3 separate regions of the Homo sapiens genome follow, and all the other regions are linked to region 2. The links are chromatin loops, found by intact Hi-C in ENCODE. Cell type or tissue: ascending aorta. All regions are shown on one strand.

What was found. Hi-C counts contacts between places; a loop is a spot of excess contacts. Peaks named below come from ENCODE experiments on the same cell type or tissue, not always from the same donor. Only the 100,000 strongest peaks of a DNase experiment are listed, where the experiment ranks them.
Region 1: it touches region 2 in a loop (2.9-fold over the local background); 6 of 110 quality-filtered maps call a loop at or near these places.
Region 3: a loop joins it to region 2, with 13 times the contacts of the local background. A loop is called at or near these places in 24 of 110 quality-filtered maps.

What each region holds. Positions count from the first base shown.
Region 1 is chrX:150,546,696-150,549,195 of GRCh38, reverse strand. No RefSeq gene overlaps it. Among named protein-coding and RNA genes, the nearest start is that of MTM1, 21 kb to the left of the region's middle. In ascending aorta, no CTCF peak of the experiment used is centred here; DNase peaks (open chromatin) are centred at 1,435 and 1,605; H3K4me3 peaks cover 1,184 bases; H3K27ac peaks cover 1,782 bases.
Region 2 is chrX:150,364,136-150,366,635 of GRCh38, reverse strand. The region is part of intron 1 of MAMLD1 (mastermind like domain containing 1); the gene reads right to left. Among named protein-coding and RNA genes, the nearest start is that of MAMLD1, 2.1 kb to the right of the region's middle. In ascending aorta, a CTCF peak has its summit at 1,117; DNase peaks (open chromatin) are centred at 525, 1,105, 1,969 and 2,453; H3K4me3 peaks cover 2,500 bases; H3K27ac peaks cover 2,500 bases.
Region 3 is chrX:150,567,446-150,569,945 of GRCh38, reverse strand. It overlaps MTM1 (myotubularin 1), which reads right to left and starts at 1,325. Exons shown (of 15, transcript NM_000252.3): 1 at 1,284-1,325. RefSeq lists a silencer at 844-1,523. In ascending aorta, no CTCF peak of the experiment used is centred here; DNase peaks (open chromatin) are centred at 650, 1,035 and 1,485; H3K4me3 peaks cover 1,424 bases; H3K27ac peaks cover 1,331 bases.

The DNA.
Region 1 (2,500 bases), 180 kb before region 2:
AGACTGGGCACTGTAGTCATTGGGGCCCCTGCTCTTCCTAGACAAGTTCACCTCGGCCCATTCCCACACCTCACCTTCAAAAGTTGCCAGAATTGGAAAATAAAAATACAGGTCACTCACTTACATTTGAATGTCATGTAAACAATGAATTTTGTTGTATAAGTATGTCCCATGTAATATTTGAAATATACTTACATTAAAAATGATGTGTGTGTGGTGAGTGTGTGTGTCTGAAATTCAAATGTAATTGGCAATCCTCCTGCCACCCGCCCAGCCTAATGAGTCACAACCACACTGGTGTTTTCACAGGACAGCAAGTCAAGCCACCAGCCTAGGCTGGAGACATGATACCAACCGTGGTGTCAGAAAACAAGTTTGAGCTTTCCTACCCTTCTCAGTAAGTGGCTCTGCTCTTGCTCTCTGCAGAACACCCAGCCATGCTCAGACTGCATTGTCCTCTGTGCCCAGAGTAATACCTTAGGCACAGCCCTTACTAGCTTCCAGTATAATTATAGGGTTTCACATCTACTGGGCTTTGAGCTTCTTGAGGGCTAGGACTGGTGCTGATGGATCTCCTCTCTCCTCTCCTTACAGTGCCCAGCAGAATTCAGGACCCAGGGTGGGGAGAGCTCAGAAATGACTTGGTGAGAGAACACTTGCATGAATGAATGAATGAATGAATGCCCCTGATTGCATCTAAGGGGCGGTCTTGTGAAAGGCCACACCTGGGATGTCTGGCTTTATCCTCTAGAATGGTGGGTCTCTAAGGGCAGGGATCTTACCTGTTTTGTTCCCTGCTCCGTCTCTAGCACCTAACACCTTGCTGATACCCAGTAGGTGCTCAGTAAACACATATTGCATGAATCAGCAGCTGTGTTCACAGTTGACTGGGCCGATCCGTCTATCAACCTGTTTCCTAGCTTGGCTCTCTTTCCCCACCTCCATTAACAGTTCAGAGATGGCGGCTCCTCCTCTTCCACAGAGGCATTAGGCTGAGTGGACAGTGACTAAGGGCAGGGAGGACAGCAGGTCTCACTCTCTGTCGAAGGAGACTTCAAGGCTGGCTGAGGGAAAGGAAAAAGAAGGCTCACTTAGAAGGGAAGCGTGCAGTGAGCAAGGCCAGGTCGTGCCAGGCAGGAAAGGGGCAATTGGAAGGGCAGACACGGGTGCTGGGGAAGTGGCCGAAGCCCAGGCCGGCTTTTCTGAGTCCGAGTCGTAAAGCGGAGAAGACTCGCACCAGAGCAGGCGGCTGGACGGCGGCGATTTGCAAGACCGGGCACAGCAGCGGCTCTGTAGCCGGCTGGGACCGGCGGCCGCGCACGTGACCGGCCGGGCCAATGGAGAGGCAGCGAGGTCCGCGGTCAAGGGCACCGAGTGGTGCGGAGACTCGCGCGCGGTCGGAACAGGCCGAGGGCTTAGGGGACCTCTGCCAACCCTCGGGTGTGGAGGAAGGGGCGTGGGGGCTGCCGAGCGAAGCACCCGGGCCCTGCCCCGCTACTGGAGCCTGCCTGGCACAAACTCCAGCCTGGGAGGGCCAGAGCTTTCCGTTGGCCGCTGCGTGGGTGGGACCCGGGAGGGTGGTGACTGCCAGTAACTCGGCTGGGGCTCCCCATCGAGCCAAGTCCGGAGGGAACAGGACACTCCCTCAGAAGCTGGCCTGCCCAGGGGAATTCTGGGATGGGAACCTGCTACCCTCAGGTTGCCACCGGCCAAGGCCCTGCATGCGCTCTCTTTTGCTGACAAGCCATAAGCTCCAAAGCCCACCCTCGCGTTGTGCTGGGGGAGGGGCAGCTTCTGAGAACCGCGTCTGCCCTGTTCCGCATCCCTAGAGCCCGAAAGAGTGGCGGGAGGGGTAGGGATGGTTAGTGAGGGGGCCCCAATACCGTTCGCTATCAATACAGGGTTCATCAACCCCACACTCACCCCATGCCCAGCATAGGACCTGGCAGCTAGCAGGTGCTTAGGAAGTGCTTGTTGCTGAAGAAACAAATGGATGAATGAATGAAATCTGGCAGTTGTGGCTGGGGGTGAAGACTTGCTTCTTGGGTGACACTTCCTAACTGTGATGTCTCCATCTGAGGAGCTGTGACAATTCTCCAGGGCAGGGCCATGCGAGAGGAAGCTGTTGTCTTCCGCTGCCAAGCGTAGCTGGGGCTCAAGCCAAATAACGACAGTGCCCACTTTGGGAGGATGTCATAAGTTTGAACAACGTAGTAAAACAAACCTCCTTTTTGTCCCAAAGTCCACTCCTTCACACCTCGCTGCCTTAGAGGGCCTCCAGCTCTGCAGAGCCAGCTGTGCATGCCTCCGCCTTTAAGAAGCCTCCCGCCCCCTTCCACCAAACACGAGGGACCCCTCCTTCCCCAGGGTTATCCCCAGCACATTCACTGTGTTGTGGTTCCACCCTCTGAGCACTTCCTGTCTCCTTGAGTCTGAGAAACCTCAGTTGAAATCTACCTCCCTTTTCCTAGCTTGTTTCTGAGCCTCTTTATCTGCATTT
Region 2 (2,500 bases):
AGTGAAAAGAGGGCTGTTACTTTAAGGGGAAGAAGCTGATTAGCTGCTCTGGCTGGCAGCAAACAGCTGGTCTGTCCGGCAGGTTCAAGGCCATTTCAGCTTCTCTCTTATGGAGGCACCATATGTTCCATCTCGCACATCAGCAGCTTTATTTTCCAATGATCTTGCTCCAGAAGAGAAGCACAAAGGAGGGAGGAGAAGGCAGAACCAGTAGTTTACCCTTTGATTACTTTCTTGTGGTTTTAGATGCAGTTGGGATGTGTGTATGCGCGCATTTGGGATGTGTGTATGCGCGTTGAGGGTGTTAACGCTTCATCTTCTACTCCAAAGACGCAGAGAACAAATGTTTGAGCAGCACTTATCAATAACCTCCAGAGATGGGAGGGGAGGGGAGTAGGAGAAAGATATGCAAAAAGGCACAAATAAAACGTCGACATCAGATTAAATGGAAGTAGGAGGGGCGGAGGCGGCCAGAGAGCGGGTGGAATCTGACTTCGCTTGGGAGACCCACCAGCCTGAGCCTGGGCCCCGCCCACTTTCCTTATTTGTCACTTTTTTCTTTTCAGTATTCCCTTCCCGAACAAACTCTATGAGAGACACCGACCACTTTGGGGCACAGGGGCGGAGCAGGCCAACAGAATGGCGAAAGGTTACTTCTAACATTATATTTGACATTCCTCAGTGCAAGCCCTGGTTCTCGAAAGTTTTAGGGGGGCAGTTATAAGGGACAAGGACCCGCTAAATGGTCAATCTAACTAAAGCTGGCAGCTTTAGTGTCAGGCGCTGGGTTAGGTGCAGAGGCAGCAGGCCAGCGCGCAGTCCAGAGTAGCACGCTCATCCTCACTGCCCGCCTAGGCTACACGAACCCCGGAGGTGGCGGCTCCCACTGCCTCCGCGCCTCCAAACAAAGGGCGCTCGGAGAGTTTGAGCCCTTGTGTGTGGTGGGGCGGAGGGTGTGGCAGGAGGGCGCGGGAAGAAATGAGGCGTGTAGCCAGACGCGGGTGGCCTAAGCCTCCGAGCTGCCGCCTCCGTCTTAGCCACCGGCGGGCGCGACAGCTGCCCTGAGCTCCGGCGGCGAGGGGCGCCCGCTGCAAAGCGAAACCAAGGAAAGGGCGCCCCCTATGCCCGAGCCCGGCGAGCGCATCGGCGAGTCGCGTCTGCCCACCCCGCGGAGCGCTTGCAGCCTAGGGCCTCTGCGCGCGCCCGCCAGCTCGCAGTGCAGTCCACTCGGCCGTCCCGGCCGCCAGGATTTAGGGTGTCCAGGGCTGGCAGGCCGGGCGTGCAGCGAGGGCCGGGGCTGAGGCTCCGTGCGCCTTCGTGGGTTCCCACAGAGGGTCCTCGAAACACAGCCCCCTCCCCCATCGCCTACACTTGCCCTCCTGTCCCGAGCGGCTCGAAACCACTTGGAGACAGCCGCCCCCGCCCTCTGCCTCTGCGTCCCTTTTCCCCTTCCCTCTCTCCAGCCTCCTGGGAAACAAAGGGGCTTTTTATAAAGCGGATTGTTGGCGGCGGCGGCGGCGGGGGTGGGAGGGAGGGGGGATCTATAAAGACAAGAAGAGGTGGGAGGGAGGGAAGGAAAGAAGCTGCGCGGCCTCCAGGGGCCCAGAGCTGCGGTGGCGGCCGGGAAGCCCCGGCGGGTGCACGGTCGACCCCGCCCGGCCGGTGGGCACTCGGGCGGCAACCCACGCCTGCCAAGAGCTGGGCCGCGCCGCTGCGATGTCGCTCGCCGGCTCACCGCAACCAGGGAACACAATTCCCCAGGCGCGGGCCGGGGCCGCTGGGGGCGGCGCAATTCCCGCGGGGGTCTACCCCGGGAGACCCAGGCCCTCTCCCTAGCCAACTCTTTCAAAATTGCTTGGTCTCAGGGAGACTTTGCGCCTTTGTTCCAGCGCAGCCGCCTCTAGTAAGCTCGGCTCGCTCGCCCTTGCAGACAATGTCCCGGAGCCGGCCTGGGTTTGCCTACCCGTGAGCAGCACGTTCACCGTGGGGACCGCGCCCCCGGGGGGCACCGTGGTGCCAAACAACAACGACAAGCCACCCCAGCAAAAGCAGCCCCTTCTCCCCACGTCCCCCAGCCACGCTGTGCTCCCGCCCGCTCACACACACCCACACTCCGGGTGCCCAGGTCAGCCGCACCCAGCTGCAGAAGCGCGGCGGGGCGGGAGTGAATGCTCCAGCCCGAGGCGCGTGTTTGCACAGGTTCCGATGGCTTCAGGGCCGAGCTTTCTGGCAGGCTAATCCTATTAGTGTCTGCTCAGTCCGAATTTAATCACGGATCAGAATCAGACGACATCTCCAGCTTTCCAGGAGGCTTCGGACACACTGCATTGGGACGGAGCCTGGCCAAGCCAACTGGCCGAGAAAAGTATTTGGCGGCGCTCCGGGGGGCTTCCCGCCCGCGCTAGCCGGCGCCGGGCGCCCAGCTCTGTCGTCGCGCGGATGCTGGGGAACCTGAAGCGCGGACTCTGACGCAGGGGCGCCGGGGCTGCTCCGCAGGAAC
Region 3 (2,500 bases), 200 kb before region 2:
TGGAATCTCTGAAAAGTAGATTTGATTTTGTGAAGCAGCCAAAAGCCATTCAGAATCAAATCTGGTGAATACATGATCGTGCCCAATATATATGTTGGATGAAGGCAAACGTGTCTGCAAAGTAACAGGCCTGATTGTCTTATTTGGTTGGTAAACCGATTTTGAAGGAAATTCAAAATGGTTTGCAGTCTAGCAAAATTGCTGGCTCAGTCTCAAGACTCTAAGGTGCTTATTTCACAAGGAATAATACTGAGCTGTGGTAAAAAGAATCCAGACTAGACAGACACCAAGATACCCCCAAAGAGCTGGCTTGTGATATTAGCTTTGCCATTAAGTTGCCCTGAAGCCCGGGACATATTAGTTACCCTCTCTGGGCCTCAGTTCCCCCATCCAGGAAACAAATGAACAATGTAAACTTCAGGATGCCAGTCAATTCTAAAATGCTATAATTTTATTCTTGTGAAGATCTGGTGTATCTGTTTCAAAACCAGTCGCAACCCACTTCGCCTCAAACGATGCGTGCGTCTATAAAGCTCTAATATAATTTTTGCAGCAGATTCACTTCTTACTTGCTTAGGCAAATACTAAAATTAGTTTTCACTTCCTGAGCGCAGCAAAAGACAGTTAAGGGAGGCAACCCGGCCACGGGCGCTTGCTCGTGCCTGTACATACTTCCGACTGCGTATCAGGGAACTAACCGTTCCCTCTAAGATCTTCCCTCAACTGTTGCAAAAGCAGATAAACCTCTCGTGTATGACACAGAAACACTGGCCGAGAGCGGCCATCGAGGCTTCGCGGCCAGTGCCGGGCTGCGGCCGCTCCGCAGGGCCCACCGGGGATGCGACGGACGCCCGCTCCGTGCGGAGGGCCAAGGCGAGGACCAGCCGCGGAGCGTCGCCGGGGAGGCAGGGCGGACGCCCGGCCCACTCACCGCCCCGGGACGGGGAAGCAAAGTCCAGGCAGTGGCTGAGACGTCCGCCCCCAGCTCCACGGCCAGCCAACCCCTACCCCCGTCCCGACCTTCGCCCGCCGCCGGCCGGCCACCTTGGGCGGGGAGAACGGGAGGAAGCCGGAGGTACCTGCCTGCTGCTCCCTGGCCTCAGCCCTGCCCCGCGGGGACAGCGACGGCGCTTGGACGAAACCCCCACCCAACCCTGACGGTGCGGCAAGGCCCCGCGCGACCCGCTGGCCCAAGGAGTCCCAACTTCCTCCTCCCGATCCCCTCACCACGGGTCCCCGCAGTGCCCGGCTCCGAGCCAGGCCAGCCGTGAGCGCGCACCCACCTCGGGCTCCGGGCGCCACCGCCGTTGCCAGGCTGCTCGGCTGCCGGGCCCTGCTCCGCCCCCTCTGGGGTCCGCCCCCCACGGCCTGCCCGCCCCCGGCCACCGCCCGCTGCCCGCCTCCCCGTGCCGGTTGGCGGGACTGCATCACGTGACGGGGCAGGGGGCAGGAAGAGTGCGCCGGGTCGACCTGGGGAGCAGCTCCGAAGGGCGGGGCTCTTCGCCCGAGAGGCTGCTGGGAAGCCCATTTTGAAGGGTCCGACGCATGGAGGCAGCTGGGAATTGTAGTTCGCAATATGGTGCTGGGGATGGGCGGGGCCAAGATGCCAGGGGCCATCCCTGTAAGGGAAGTTGGACTGGGCGCCGGGCGGAGGCGGCTGGGAAGCGTAGTCCCGGGACCCTTGTCTGGGTCTCCCCATTTTTCTTCAGTAAAGGGGAAATCCAGAGGGAAAACTTCTCTATACAAGACTTTAGCGGATGCCACTAAATTGAGCTATTATTGGGTACACAGGGTTGGCTGCGTAAAGTTGAGATAGTATAAGGGAAAAAGAAATTTCACTGACTCTGGGGCAGGATCTGCAATTCACAAACTCAACTAACAGCTGGGGTGTCCCTCAGCTGTGCCAGCACCTTTCCAAGAACGCAATTGAGACTTAGTGAACGGAAACATTTCAGTCCAAAATTCCTTCTACTTGTTGAGGTTTGGGTCAGACAACTATTGATACAGTAAAAAGAAAGGGACAGGAAAAAGAGAAGAAAGGCAAACTTCAAGAAGAGAATTCATTGTGTAATCAAATAAAACAAACAATCTGGGCCGGGCGCGGTGGCTCACGCCTGTAATCCTAGCACTTTGGGAGGCCAACGCAGGCGGATCACCTGAGGTCAGGAGTTCGAGACCAGCCTGGACGACATGGTGAAACCTCGTCTCTACTAAAAATACAAAAATTATCCAGGCGTGGTGGCAGGTGTCTGTAATACCAGCTGCTCGGGAAGCTGAGGCAAGAGAATCGCTTGAACCCGGGAGGGAGAGGTTGCAGTGAGCTGAGATGGCACCACTGCACTCCAGCCTGTGTGACAAAGCGAGACTGCGTGTCAAAAAAATTAAAAAAAGAAAAGACAACCTGGCACATAGAAAAATGAGCATAATATTCTTTGTACTGCATAATACTTATACGCGAGCAGTTCGAGTAAATAGGATGACTTTATCATGACCTGTTTTT